Linked DNA regions of Homo sapiens: region 1 is linked to region 2. Evidence: read pairs that join two places in POLR2A ChIA-PET (ENCODE). Cell type or tissue: A673. All regions are shown on one strand.

What was found. ChIA-PET counts read pairs that join two places held together with the same protein. Peaks named below come from ENCODE experiments on the same cell type or tissue, not always from the same donor. Only the 100,000 strongest peaks of a DNase experiment are listed, where the experiment ranks them.
Region 1: POLR2A ChIA-PET joins it to region 2 with 5 read pairs; 2 of 35 experiments call an interaction of 5 or more read pairs at or near these places.

What each region holds. Positions count from the first base shown.
Region 1 is chr4:146,394,880-146,402,879 of GRCh38, forward strand. The region is part of intron 5 of SLC10A7 (solute carrier family 10 member 7); the gene reads right to left. Among named protein-coding and RNA genes, the nearest start is that of MIR7849, 9.7 kb to the right of the region's middle. RefSeq lists an enhancer at 4,018-4,551. In A673, no CTCF peak of the experiment used is centred here; DNase peaks (open chromatin) are centred at 3,732, 4,192 and 6,592; H3K4me3 peaks cover 1,707 bases; H3K27ac peaks cover 4,759 bases.
Region 2 is chr4:147,148,064-147,156,063 of GRCh38, forward strand. No RefSeq gene overlaps it. Among named protein-coding and RNA genes, the nearest start is that of MIR548G, 190 kb to the right of the region's middle. In A673, no CTCF peak of the experiment used is centred here; no DNase peak of the experiment used is centred here.

The DNA.
Region 1 (8,000 bases), 750 kb before region 2:
TTCCTAAAAACTCATGCCTTTTTAGAAATACATGACCTTTGTTCAGCTACAAGAAACATTAAAAGGGAATATTGTTCTCCAAACAACATTTCTACTTCTTCCATAAAGCCTTCCTTGATATTCTCCGTTTTCTCCTCTGAACTCTCACTCCATGTTTCCATGTCACCTCTCCTGCTATTACATGCTTCTCTATTAAAATGCAGTTTTGGCTGGGCACAGTAGCTTATGCCTATAATCCCAGCACCTTTGGAGGTGGAGGCTGGAGGACTGCCTGAGAACAGGAGTTTGAGACCAGCCTCAGCAATATAGCAAGACCCCCAACTCTACAAAAAAAGAAAAAAAAAATTTAACTTAGCCAGGCAATGTGGCTAACATAGTGCCAGAACATAGTCCCAGCTGTTCAAAAAGCTGAGGCAGGAGGATTGCTTTGGGCCCAGAAGTTCGAGGCTGCAGTGTGCCGTGATCATGCCACTGCACTACATTCTAGGTAACAGAGCAAAACACTGTCTCAAAAGAAACAAACAAATAAAACCCCCACACAGTTGCTACTATCTTGTATTTCATAGATTTATGTGTACATGGCTTCCTTTTTAAAGCAGAAGTTCATTCAGGCAGATTTTACATCTGAATATTTTTTGTAACCATTCCTTCCCCAGCACTTTTCATATTGGTGCACCTAATAGATAGAACAATTTACTGCACAAATAAATGACATGGCTGCTTGTGAGTGAACTGGAGTCAGGTGCTGACACATATATTTGCTCCCAACATACACTAACATCGGACATGCTTTTTAGTATTAATATGTAATAACGTCAATGAAAACCAAAACGAGTATATATATATATATTACACAATTACACAGCATGAATGTCTTGCTAGAGGAGTGTTACTACTTTGTTTGTTCAATATTTCAATATATTTTCTATCCCCCAAGTCACCTCTGTACATAGTACTTGTATTCAACCATACATGTCATTTGTTTTTCTTTGTTCAGTTTGAACTCTATAGAACTTAGCATACATGAAAATCAATGAGATGTCCTCATAAAAGTAAGCCAAGTTAGCCTTTGAATTTGAGACACTGATCATTCTTCTTTCTTTAAATGTATGTATCATGGATTGCTCTCATTATACGACAATCTACGAGGTTTTTCTCCCACATCCTTCCAATATTAATTATTTCTTCTCTCTGGCTCAGACATATTATATAAAAGGTTGCTTAATCATGTCTATCTGAAGAGGATTGATAAGGTAACTAGATTCTGGTATCATTTGACATTTTGTTCCCTAACTGAATCACCCTGCTTGGTTCAAGTCTTTGACTACAAAATGGGACCATTATGTTAACTTTTAAATAAAGGAATAACTAATTAAACCAAAGTAATTCAAAGGGCTTGCAACATGGAAAGAAACACAGATACTCATAGAAAAGTCTATTTTAGTGGAAAGAGAATATCTAAATAAAAATTTTCCTTCAAGTGATGGATATTTTACCAAAAGCTTTAAATCAAATAAATTATTTTTTACATTATGGTATGAAAGTCAAAAGCTCATGAAAGTAGAAAAGGTTGATAGTTTTAGATTACATTACCCTAAATAAAGAAGGAATTGTTGCTGACATCACCTTAAATATACTGCATATTGACATGTTTTTGAAGGAATTACAGTTGTGTGGAACAAGTCAAAATCAAATTTAGTTCAATCAGTTGCAGCACATTTTTTAAAAATAAAAACATATTAGGATACAAATACATGAAAAGGCCTTACCAACCTTACTCTTTATGTACCAAATTTTTAAATCCATGCTTATTTGCAAGCAAAAAAATATGTACTTTGGTAAAATTGTGGGATTATATATATTCAGAAAAAGAGTAATTGCACATACACACAAATTCCGGACCACTACTTCCTTTAAAATCACTGAAAAAAAAAAGCATTGAGGGACCAGCCCCTTTAGAAATTCAGTACAATATGTTTAAACCCATACAAAGAAAAGTCACCAAGATTTAAACACAAATAACAAAAGGAAAAGGAGAAAAAGAAAGAAGAGAATTAAGTCAAACACTCTGTTAACTGAATTCAGACTTTCGGCTTTTACAGGCCATTAATCTAATATATGCCAAATTAGATTTTCAAATTCCATAACATTTGATTTCTTTTCTAAAACCAGTTTACCCTCAATCCCAGAAGTTTTTCTTTCAAAGATAAACTACAATTCTAAGTGGAATTTCTATTCAACTAGGAATTCTGTTGTTTTTTTAAAGTATTTATGAATCATATTTATGATATTTACGATTTTACTCTCCCCAAACATTACTTTTGACTTTAATAAAGTTAAGACCGATGTAAGAACTAAAAGATGGTTTACTGTGTATTAAATAACGCTCATTTTAAAGCAGGGCCACTTGCACACTATATGTCAACTAAAATAATGTCAGAAAAGTTTTCAGACATCTGGGTATTTCTTCCAACTTAACAACTCAAACAACACCAAAATTATCCAGGAATTTCAGGATAAAATAGTTCTGCTTTAGAAACACATCCCCAATAATGTATATAATTGATCACTGGTAACCTTTCTCATTTGTGCTGTGGAGACAAAATCCTTGAGCTTGAAGAAACCATAACTATGTTCTGGTCTGCACGAGGGATAGTTTGCATAGGATTTTTAGCAGTTGGGGAGCTTGAAGCTTTCCTTCATATCCTGTTTAATGGGACTTCTAATTAATGTCACTCGTGAACTTTAAATTGCAGAGTGAGATCATCCACACACAATTCCTTCATTATGGCTAGTCCACTCACACTGAAGCAGTGTTGAAACATTAAGTCTGCAAGTTGTTCAAGAGCCAATAAATAAAGAACTGCAACAGGATGCCCAAGTAGTCCTTGTACAGTCAGTAAATTTAACGTGGCTTCAAAACAGGAGAGCAGAGGAAACACCTTTAGGAATTCTCTGGGGTATGATTTAACAATACAAAACAAGAGTGGAAACTAAAGCTGAAAGAAAAACTGGATAAAGCAATAACAAACGAAGTTGTTCATTTTGGGCAGAGACTCTGAGGACCAGAAGTTTAAGACATGAAGTTGTAAAGCAAAGTTCGCTCTTCAGGCAGCCCAGGTATATATAATGTCACAAGTGTCCAAAGATTTATTGACGTAGCATTGGAATTTTCTGCAACATCATGTAATCAGAACACAATAACTCTTAGGAGCGTCTTGACATTTCTGAAAATATGTGGATATGCATGTGAATGACTGTATGAATAGGGAAAAATATTCTGTTGTGTACTAAAAAATAGATAAATCTTTTTACATGAGTCAGTATCCTACAATTTGACATTTATTTTGGCAATAAAGTATCAATTAGGATATAAGGAAGAGCCATGTAAAAAAGTTAATAATTACATACACTCGTATATACACACATTTATACATACACAGAAAATGAATGTGTGGCATCCATTATAGCTTAAATATTTAGTTAACTTTCTGGTTAAAGATATAGTTAGAGAAGTAGTATCAAAAAGATTCTTCATCACAAAAGAAGTCAGAGAAGAAAAATTAAGATCAAGAAAAGCAGAAACACCAAAGGAGAATCTATATTCCATCAACTTCTTACCAAACCGTGGAATATTTGTTATAAGAAAAGTAGACAAGCCTAGGACCAGTGATCAGGAAGTCCTCTAATTTGACATAATAAGAAACAGATTTATGGACCACAGCATGCTGGAATTACTATTCTTCAGAAAAGAATCTGTGGGTGATGTCAAAAGACAAGAATAAAATGTGGCTTTGTAAAGGCTTTGAGAGGCAGAAACAAACAACAAGTACATCCTGAAAAAGGAGAAAAGAATGGAGAGAAAAAATAGCCAAAGTGGGAAAAGAGAAACTCTGCATGTGACTAGGTATCACAGACCAGTGACTGGTAAGACTCCCAAAGTCCCAGGGTTTTTGCTCTAGCTGAATCCTAGAAAAATGGTTCATTTATTCTACAGATATTTAGCACATACTAGGTGCCAGGCACTGTGTAAGCAGCAGGAGAACGGGAGTGAAAAAGGCAGACAAGGACCCGACTCTCTAGTGGAGATTGACAGGCAATGGGGAAATTAACAAGATTAACTTTTAATAGTGGTAACCTAGCTGATAAGAGAATAAACAGGGTAATGTGATAGAAAGCACTAGGGCGGTATTCAGGGAAGGCCACTGTAGAGCTGTCATTTGAGCTGACACTGGAGTGACAAGAGGAGCAAATCTAGTGAAGATCGGAGGAAAGAGTGTTCTAGACACAGGGGGTGGCTAGTTCAAAGGTTCTGAGGAGAAAACAGGCTTGAAATGCTTGAGGGGAGAAAGTCTTTGCTGCTGTGGTGAGCTGACTGTGGAGGGTGTAGCATAAGGTGGAGCCACAGAGGAAGGGCGAGCTAGATAACAGGGCTTACTGGTTGGGATAAGGAGTGTAGATTTTAACCTAAGGGCAATAGGAAGTTAAGAAAGGTTTTTAACACCAAGAAAGAGTTGGGAGAGAGTATGGGAATACAATGTAAACGTTTATATTATTTAAAGATTACTACAGCCAATGTGTGGAGTCAAAATTTCAGGGGGATTAGAGTAGAAGGAGGTGGACCAATTAGGGAATAATTACAGCACAACAGGCATAATTACAGCACAAGAGGCAAAATGAGTTAATGGCATCTTGAATTTGAATAGTCATAGTGAAGATGAAGAGAAGTTGATAAACTCAAGATACAGTTTGAAAATAGATCCGATAGCATTTTCTGATAAATCAGATACGGGGAGGGGAAGACAATGGAAAGAGAGAAATCAAGGAACATTTTTAAGACCACGTAACGGGGAGAGGCATTCACTGAATTAAGAAATATAGAGAAAGAAGCAGTTTAAGGATGGTGAGATCAAGACTTCTACTTTGCGCACAGTAAGCTTGAAATACTTTTTAGATATCTAGGATGGAACATAACGTAGGCATTTTGATGTATGAGTCCAGCATTTAAGAAAAAAATCAGTGTTGAAGATATCAATTGGCACAGAACAAGCATTTTGATGTTACATCAAACCACAGGGTTGGATGATTGGATAAATTTTCCTGGGAAGATACTGTAGACAGAGTAAAGGCCAGGACCCACAGCCAGGCCTGAGACCCTCTAACATTTAGAGGTTACAGAACCTATGTAGGGAATTGAGAAGGGGAGCAGTCAGTGAAGTAGACAAAAACCCCAGGAGAAAGAGGTATCATGGAAATGAAAAGAGAAACATGTTACAAGCAGCAAGTGATCAATATTGTCTACTACTGCCAAGTGTTTTTGTAAGATGAGGACAGAAAAATCACCACTGGATTTGGAAGATGGAGGTCACTGGTGACCTTGACAAGGGTAGAGCCTAAAGGCTGAGTAGAATGCTAGGGAGGCTTAATTAAATTGGGTATGGGGTGGGATTGGCACTGTTAAAAGTAGAAATTGGAACACTTGTTTCAAATTTTGCTTGAAAGAAGAGCATAAAATAGGGCAGTGGCTAAAGGGGTACTCGGGCGGTGTTATAAGAGCACGATCCAGTAGAGGTTCACAGTCATCCTATTCTGGTTTCTAGGCTTTAGTACAAATACCTAGGATGAAAAGCAGGATCTCGAATTACTTACTGAGTGACTTATCGAAACGTTTTCTGAACATCTACTAGATGTGAGGCACTGTGGTAGTAATTAGAATAGAACTAAGGATATGGGCTCTGAATTTCAGCACTTGAGCTCTTGCTAGGGAGCAGAACCTTCATCTGAGACTTGTGGAATTTTTCCACAAGTTTTTTTGGTTCCAAGGAACCAAAAAAGTAGGCTAAGCTCCAGGTCCTTCTGAACATACTCACCATTTGATGACAGACGTGAATGAATAGTGTGTCGATAAGGGTTTCTACCTTCCCTACAGATACATTGTTTACTTAAAGAACAAATTTTCTGGTCTTGCAGACATGAAAAGAAGAATACAAAATAAACAGAAGTGAGTCTGCATGCACTAAAAATTGCATAAAATGTATGTTGACATTTAGGGAATGAATATCTACTTACATATAAAAGTGTAAAGAAAATTAGCAACAAGAAAAATACTCCCAAAGTAACAAAGTAAAAAATGAAGATATCAATGAAAGAAAAGAAACTGCAAACACTGGATGACCCCAAGATTCAGAACAGCTAAAATTTGCTAGCTGAGTAAGGAATCAGAGAGGAGCATCAGCTGAAGTCATTCAGCAATGATCAATCAGTATTTTTCTGAGAGATCATAAGCTACTCTGACGGCAGGCGATAAAATCTTCTGGTTGGAAAGACCTTCTCTATTCTAATCTCCTGATTTACACTGGCTGCTGATCCCTTAGTAACCCTTAGTGCTTCACAATCCTCCTATACCCACTGTCCTCCCCAAATTATGGTTACTATCTGACTTGGTTCATCTTCTGGATGATGATGGATGACTTAATTACAGAAATGAAGGCAAAAATGAAATACAAAAGGAGAGGCCAGATATGAACAAAGGGGCAAACACACAGCCCTCTTACTATGGTTCCTTATTACTAAGCTTTGTATTTCCCAATGCCCAGGAGACCTGCATAACCACACTGGTGAGAGACGGAATAAAGAAAGAACAAAATGAGGGAAAGCAACACTTATTGCATGCCTCTTACACGCCAGTAACTCTGCCTAGGTTTTTCATGTTTTTTTTCAGGTTGGTTGCTGAACAATCCTGAGTTGCCTGTGGATGAGGAAACAGTGAACAAAAAGAGATAAGAGTCTTGCCCAAATTCACAGAGCAGCACAGACTGTGTGATTCGAAATACCACTATCTTCCCATTATAAAACACTGTGGATTCCATATGCTTGAAATATATTAAATCGAGAAGAAATAACATGGAAAATAGTAAGTCAAATAATATAGAAGTGTAACTTGTACTTTGGGGTGCTTTGAATCAGTATTTTTTGTTCAGTTTTCATAGGTCATCTAAGCTAATAATTAGATCAAAATAAACTTTATATTTTTAAAACCCAGATTAAAGATGATAATTAGGTATTAAATCTGTTTCAAATGGAATAAAAATTTACATCTATACCACCACTACAAAAAATGTACACATATAGACACTCAATTATTATCTTCATACCTAATTGAGAGTGAGTTGCAGACATGATACCCCATTGGTGGAGAATAGCATCTAGAAACCAAGATCCAGCATGCTAGGTACACTTATTGCTACTGGAGTGAAACTGATTTTAGGCTCTTTCAGTGGACACTGGTAGGAAAGATACATATGTGTATACACACATACCAATATCTGTTATATCTATTTTATATCTATCTATCTACATGTATTTTTAAAACATCAGGCAATACTGATACCTCTAATTTCAGTCAGCACCACAGGATGTATGCTAGTCTTCTCCCTTTCCATATTCATAACTCCCTTCTTCAACAGAGAGAAGTCAGGCTCCCATTACCCTTATTTCCTCATACCTCCTGCATGTAACCAATCTACTGGCCCTATCAGCCCCAACTGCCTCCTTACTCTTACCCACCTCCTGAGACTTCATCCCAGTCACCTCTTCAGCCCTGACCGCCTCCTGGGCCCAACACACCCGCTTGGTCCTAACTGCTTCCTCAGCCCTGACCCCACAGGCCACTCCAACCCTGGCTGCCTCAAGGGGAGGGAAGGAAACCAAAAACATGTTTTAAAAAACAGAAGAGGAAAGGGGAAAAAAGGGGGCAGGGGGACAGGAATAAGTAGCAGAAGAGCTCACCCTCATTCTTGAATGATGGTCTACTTGGGAATAATATAGGCTAGCAATTGTTTTCTAACTCCATTTCGCCTTGAAGACATTCCATTTTGGGGGGCCTCTATTACTGCTTTAGAGAAGCCAGCTGTCACACTAATTGTTGTTTATGCTGTTGTTGTTTTTTAGAAAGTTGTCTTTTCTCTCTGTTTCACCTGAAGATTTTCTCTTTGAACAGT
Region 2 (8,000 bases):
GCCGATTTAAACTCATTTCTACTTCCTTTTGACATGTTCGCAATATCCTTTTAGCACATCCTTACTTTCTGGCACAAGATGTCCTGTTTCGTATTTTTCCTGTCCCATCCTTGAAATTAGCTATTTTCTCAAGGAGCCCTGGCTCTTTTGCATGGAAAATGGTATTTAAAAGCCAAGATGTGAGTGTTAGGTGTGTTCATTGCTACTGGAGTGTCACTGCTCCCACCTCTCTCAGTGGAGAAAGCTAGGAAATATATGTATGTAATACACATACAGATAACTTCCATATCCATACATTTATATCTTTAATTATCTATCTTTCTTTCTGTGTATCTACCTATTTATCCATCGTCATATCTATTATCTATCAGAGTCCATGAGTTCACATGGACATTACATATCCAATCCAACAACTGGGTTTATTCTAGTTTTCTCCCTTTCTGTATTTTTAACTCCCTTCTCCAAAAGTGAGAAATCTGTCTCAATTATTTTTATTTATTTATTAGTTTTTGAGATGGAGTCTCACTTTGTCACCCAGGCTGCAGTGCAGTGGCACGACCTCAACTCATTGCAACCTCCGCCTCCCGGGTTCAAGCAATTCTCCTGCCTCAGCCTCCAGAGTAGTTGGGATTACAGGAAATCACCACCACACCCAGCTAATTTGTTCTGTATTTTTAGTAGAGACGGGGTTTCACCATGTTGGCCAGGCTGGTCCCGAAGTCCTGACCTCGTGATCCGCCCGCCTCAGCCTCCCAACATGCTGGGATTACAGGCATGAGCCACCGTGCTCAGCCCCTCAATTATTTTTTATGTATTTACTTAATTGATCCATCCCACTGTATGTAATCTGCCATCAGTCCTCCCCTGCGAGGCTGCCTCCTCTTCTCTGCACAGCTATGATTCCACAATCTGAGCTGCCCTTGCTTCCACGTAGACAGTTCCTCTCCTGCTCAGACTCTGACAGCTCACATCACATCTCTGTGAGGCATTGCACCTGACCCTGCTTGGGTTATCTCCCACCAGGCCACCCCCAACAAGGACATTCTTCTCTCCCTGCTCGAGCTCTGACATCCCACCCCAGGCCACCTTCCTTGGAGTTTCTTTTCCTGTCCTTCTCCAGCTTCCCCTCCACGTGGACTCACTCCTCACCCTGCTCAGGGTTGATACTCTATGCCAACTTCCCTCTGCCCCTCTGCATGGACGTCTTCCTAACTCTGATCAGGCTCAATCTCCTCACCAGTCCACCCCTGCAGGGATGCCTTTCCCAGCCTGCATGGATTCTGACACTGGACACCCTGCTGTGGACCATCTTCAACCTGCTTAGGCTCTGGACCACTGCAGTCCATCTCCGACACACACATACCTCGGATGCTTGCCTTGCTCTGCCCCACTTCACGATTTAGGACCGAATTTTTCAGGAAGGAAAGAGAAGAGCTCTGAAAGACTTTTAACAGAAAATAAAGGGCTTCTAGGATGTCTACAGACTTGTAGTTTGTCATTTTCTAATCTTAATGTTTATAACTAATATTTTAGTATGAATTATTAATTTATCTGAGGTGAATAAAATTCACTGAGTTCATTGGTATCTCATAAGATGTAAAACTAGTTCTTCTGATATTCTGGAGAAATGTTTATTTTATCTGATATCTGTCTTCTATGAGCAGATGGAGTGAGCCATTCATATTTTTTTTTCATTTTGAAGAAGACCGAGGTCTGGAAAAGCTTCAAAAATTGCGGGTCTATAGCAATTGATTAATAATTAATAGTAAGCCATGTGACATTCTAGCATGTCACTTAGTAATCACCATAGTTTTAAGGAAAGCTTACTGCTTAGTGAATGTCTTTTTCTGTTTTTCACTTCTCTAAAATCTTTTAATGCACCTTATTGGGTTTTGGTGTAAATTATGAATAAGAAAGACATTTTTCTCAGTTTTTATGAGGTTAAAAAATTGATTTATAAAATGTTAACTTTAAGAATTCATTCTTTTCATTTGGTTCACTGTGTCAAGTTTGTTTGGAAATGCGACCTGTGTGTGCCTGTGTGTCATCACTTTGCATGCAAGTTTTCTCCGGCCTCATTTCAATACATGTTGTGTTAAACTACTTACTAGTGTTTTTACATTTGTAGTTTTACATTTGATCCTATATTTATTCTGATTATCTAAAACATTTCAAAAAATAAAAATAAAAACATTCAATATTTAGTCACACAAACAGATACACTATCGATTTCTTTATTTTACCTTTCCTTTACGGTGTCATGAATGTATTTAAGTAATAATCAGTTGCAAAGTGAAGCTGTCGATTTGATTGTTTATTTTCCTAGAGCTCAAAAAAACAATGGCTCAGGCTTTACTAAATTTATTTTTTCCATTGAAGGTATTTTTTCTTCTTTTGTAAAATCTATGTGTTATCATTTCTTAAAACTAGCAAATCTCTAGCCCTATTTCTGCATGGAGCTCCATTTAAAGTAAGCTATTTTGAAATCCAATAGTGACCAAAGTAGAATGTCATTTTCCTCTTGGAGTAGGGACAAGGTATTTTCTCTTCCCAAATACGAATAGAAAGAAATTCATTATTTTTCTCTGATACTAACGTTATACATTTTACAGGCTTTCTTGTTTTTCAAGGATGTGGAAACTGCAGTAATTCTAGCAGCATATTTTCCTTCAATTTATTTTTTGGAAATCTGTTATTTAAAAAAATATATGAGCCTATATCAAACTCAAAAATTTTGTAAAATAATTGCAGTACAGGTTTCAATAATAGCTACAATACCCTAGATGTTTTATAATTTACTAGTTTTGTTATTAATGATTTCACCTTCTACTAGTCTAATTGATTCTGTTAAAGATGATGGCTACATGTATCCATCAGCTTTCAATCTTGTTAGAAATTTTTTGATACTTTTTCCTATCTTATCTTTTTTGTCTTATCTACAAACATACTTTTCATCTATTAATAGATATATGGGATTCAGGAGTAAAATTATCTTTTCTGCTTGCATTACAAAATGAAAACGAATGTGCACTCCTCCCTGAATGTAGTTTATGATTTAATAATGCCACAGCTTCTGGTCTTGTTGGTATTCTTACCTCTGCAAGCATATTTTGAGGCCACCCAATCTCATACATACCTCAGGTCACGTGGGTATCAGGAATAAATGGCAAATCTCGTAAGTGGTCTGCCTCTATGCACCACATCGAGTACAAGGAGAAATGCAAAATACACCTTTTTGCCAGTTTTTCATTCCACTGAAGCATTTCCTTTGGCTAACTCATGACAATTTGCATTTTCACTTAGAATACTTTAATACTTTTGCCAATCTAATCACTGAATATATATTCATTTTTAATTAATTGACCAGAAATTCTGTCTTTCATTTACAATATAAAATGTATAGACACATTCATACCCTCAACTACAATTCAATTATGTGTATAATTTTTATAATAATAGGCTTATGTAGCCTGTGATAGTCTATGAAAAATATCATTTAAAACAAATGTTATCCTATATTTAAGTATGGGAAATGTTTTGTAATATTTGATATAAAGCAGATGAAATATAGTATTATCATCAAAATCATATCTATTATACATTCTCCCACTTTTTCTGAAACTTAATTCACTAAACTCAAATGAATAAATTCCTCATAGGAAAAAAATATCTCTCATCTGCAATTGAATTATTGATTAGGTCTGGACTTGTAGTTTGGCATCATGGATTAGACATCCCTCTGGTTTTAAGGAATGTTAAATGTTACTATAAGTTGCTTAAGGTTTTTAAAGGAGGCACACTCTCTAGGAGTTGGAACTAATTTTTAACATTTGCATAAGGCACATGTCCAGTTGGTTGAACTGCTGACTTAAATCTATCTTTGAAAGAAAGAGTAAGGCTTGCACAAATGCAAAAAGGTCAAGTTATGCTAATGAGAACCATTTAGCCAGCTGCCTTATTGGCTAACTGGCTAATTGTCCAATAGCTGACACTTACTGGACATTATAATCAAAATGCAGTATAGGCAGTAAACTCCTATGTATCTATGGCTTTTAAACCCATAAGGTATGCAAGTAACCACTGTAACTTCCAGCTGCATTCAGCTTGGCGATATGTTAACCCAAAGATGTGTGTGTGTGTTTGAGGCAGCCCAGAGGAGGACAGAGGGGAAGAAATGGCTTATGTTGCTCAGCAGGGTCCCTGCTTATGGATTAGGAACAGGGACAAAGAAACAGCGCATGGAAGACAGTAGCCAATCCATGAAGATTTTGTCATAGGGTTGAGATGAAAGGAACAAAGCAGGAAAAGGAAAAGGGTTGGGAAAAAAAGATAGGAGGAGATAAAATCTTAACAGTGAACAGTGCTGATATATGAGAAGAGAAAAATGTATTTGCCAGTTTTCAAAAAGCTACATATATGGGGATAAGGTAGAAGAGCGACAGGGGCTGGGGAGGATCTTTTTTATTTGTACTAAGAATAACCCTGTACAATGTCATTAAATTTAGAAACTGACTTTACTGGACTTTGGTATTAATTTATAGTCTAAATTGAATTTGAAAAACAACAGCAAAAAGGTAAACTAATTTAAATTCTGGTCAAGGCTTCATATTAATTTTATAATTGCCAGGAATCCTACAGGCATGGACCCTCAGCTAGAGAATCCCCAAACTTGAAGGCTTATCAACTGTTCTTGGGACCCTCTTAATAAACCATGCCTAGAATGAATTAACCTTCTCCTCAGGCCCTATTTTGGAACTTCACTGATACATAGTTGTTAGGTAAGAATCTCTCTTGTGCAATTATATTCCGATATTGTTTTCATGTTTTAGGAGTACAGCTAGTAATTAGAAATAATTATTAACATCTAAATGATAAATGCTGCTGTATGGTATCTCCTAGCGTGGCCATATAGTAGCGCAAAGGAGAAATTGGACATTATACTAACAGTGGATTTGTGAGATATAAGAGAAGGTTGTCCTTTTAAACTAAAAGAAATATTTTTAGGGTTTAACAAGGAATACTCGATGAGGAGATAAACTTTTATAGTGTGCTATTAGACCAAAAGATTTTCTTATTTATTTAGCAAATATTTGCTGTTTCTAGATTGGTTTTGCCAGCCTTTCACAAACAATGTTTCAAAGAATAATGGTTCCAGCAATAAGCTAGTTTAAAATAAAAAGTTTCATGTTTAAATGATTGTGAGAATATGGGATATTAAATCCCCCTCTTGGAGATTCCCAATATATGCGACCAAAATAAAGGTTACGTAATGTTTATACAGCTATGAAAACCTCTTTAAAATAGTTTCATTTATTTGACCCTAAATACTTCCTGTATTTAACCTTAATAATTTCCTGTAACACTATTGTACTGCAACAATTTTAAAAGCTGATGTATTTTTCCATTCATCTGCTTATCCATTTTTTTCCTGATACCATATTATTTTAATTACCAGGAATTCAAATCAAGTTTAAATATCTCATAAAATCTTCTAAGCCATTATTTTTCTTCTCAAAACATTTTAGCTCTTCCTTGCATATTAATTTTTCTAAATTAATGTCAAGATATTTTCCAAGTTAAGAAAGAAACGTTGAGGTTTTTAAATTAGAATTCATTAATACTTTAAATTAAAAGGAAGAATAGATATATTTATTTGAATAAATCTATTCTTCAAGAACAGATTATATCTTCATTTGTCCCACTCATCATTTATGGAAGAGAAAATCACTCAGTACACTTTTAAAGTTTTCTTTATGTAGGATTCTTGCTTGTTGTTGTTGATATTGTTAGTGAGGTCTTCAGTTTCAGATAATAGAGTGTTTTTAGGAATTTAGAGAAAAATCTATTGACATTTTTCCCACATTTATTCTATACTAGCCAATTATCTGAACTATTGGAAAATTTGGTGGGATGATTTTTTGTTTTCCTAGATTAACATATTATATGAAAATAATAATAATCTTGTGTTTTATTATATATTATTATTGGTTGGTTTCTTGTTTCTGCTTTGTTTCTTATTGTATTGGTTTGAAATGGAAATGTTCATGGTAATGAAAGACATTCTTATTTCCCATGGTTTTTCACCATTAAAGATGAGATTGGCAATTGATTTGAGGTGGGCATTGGTTATCTTGTTAAATAATTATTCTTCAAGTCCTAGCTCACAGAGCTATACACAAACAGAGGCTTAATTTTTATCATGGGCTTTCAAAATCTTTCTCAATGATTTATCATTATTAACCTTTTGAAATAATTACATTATTTAATATTCTAATAAATAAATAACCCTTACATTCCTTGCTAACCCTAGTTAGCGATAGCGGATTGTTCTTAGATAGACCAAGGAATATGGCTTACTTATTGTTTAAGAATTAATATACATTCATAACAAGAATTGCTCTGAGGTTTTCTTTGGCTGGAGAGGGTGAGAGATAAGGAAAAGATCTTTTTCAGGTATTTTTGGCAGGAATATTGTCCATCATTCTATATGCTTCAAAATGATTTATTAATTTAACATATAGTATAAGAAGTATGAGCTCCTTTAAATATTCCTACAAATTAACCACAAAAATATATAACCTAGAGGCCGGGCGCGGTGGCTCACACCGGTAATCCCAGCACTTTGGGAGGCCGAGGCAGGCGGATCACGAGGTCAGGAGATCGAGACCATCCTGGCTAACATGGTGAAACCCCGTCTCTACTAAATATACAAAAAAAAAAATTAGCCGGGCGTGGTGGCGGGCGCCTGTAGTCCCAGCTACTTGGGAGACTGAGGCAGGAGAATGGCGTGAACCGGGGAGGTGGAGTTTGCAGTGAGCCGAGATCACGCCACTGCACTCCAGCCTGGGCAACAGAGCAAGATTCCATCTCATAAAAAAAAAATATATATATATATATATATATATATATACACGTACATATATATACATATATATGTGTATATACATATATATACATATATATGTATATACATATATATACACATATATATATCTAACCTAGAAATCTATAAGAAATTTTTATAAGTTAAAATTTTTGTTCCATAAGTATTGATCTGTTAAGATTTCTTTAAAAATTTTGTTTAAAATTGTGTGTGTGCATCAATGTTAGTAAAAGTTAGCTCCCTGTTAAAACAGATTCATCTGTTTTTTTGCATTGATAAGAAAAAGAGAATGCAAAATAGGTATCGTTGTAAAGAAGGATTTGGAGTCAAGTACACTTGAAGAACATTGAACTGAATAAATTTTAATAGGCTTGTTTACTGCAGAACTTCTCAGAACTCTCTATGTAAGAGAGTCCTTTGACTGTCTTAATAAGAGAGACATAAGCAGGTGGTAAGTCCCAAAATTATTTACTATGGAACTACTTCGCCCTGAGCATCCTGCAGATGGAATATACTTTGAGGAATGTCAACTTCTATCATACCCATCATATAGAAACAAATAGGTAGGTAGATAAACGGACAATTATGAGAAATTTTTGAAATATTGCTACAATTTGCCTATAAGTTTCATCAATATTTTTAAATTAATCATAATTTGTCTACATTTAAGGTTTTCTGCAATAAGTGCTTTCTTGATTGAATTTCCTTGTTCTTCATGGTTGTGAGTTGTGTAATGGTCACCTCAGGTCAGTCAACAGATCTTGAGAGTTCAACATAGCAGAGTATTCTTCTTTTGACCTTTTACCCTGGTCAGTATTTTCCCTTAGGCATTACTTGAATATTTTCCTTTTAGAAAGGGTTAGAAGTGCTGCTAATTGCCATTTAGGAAAGAGATTCTAAATGAACACTAACTAAAATAAACCATGACATATCAGAGTTGGGGATTATTAAAAAGACATTACCTAACTGAGGAAAAACATAGACACCTTTCTTATGTAACATTGCAATGGCCATGGCATTACAGAACCATCCTTAGCTAAAGATTTGTAGATGCTTTATCAATAATACACTGAAGACAGAGGCTGAATGTTTTCATTTTGGATAACTGGGATTTAAC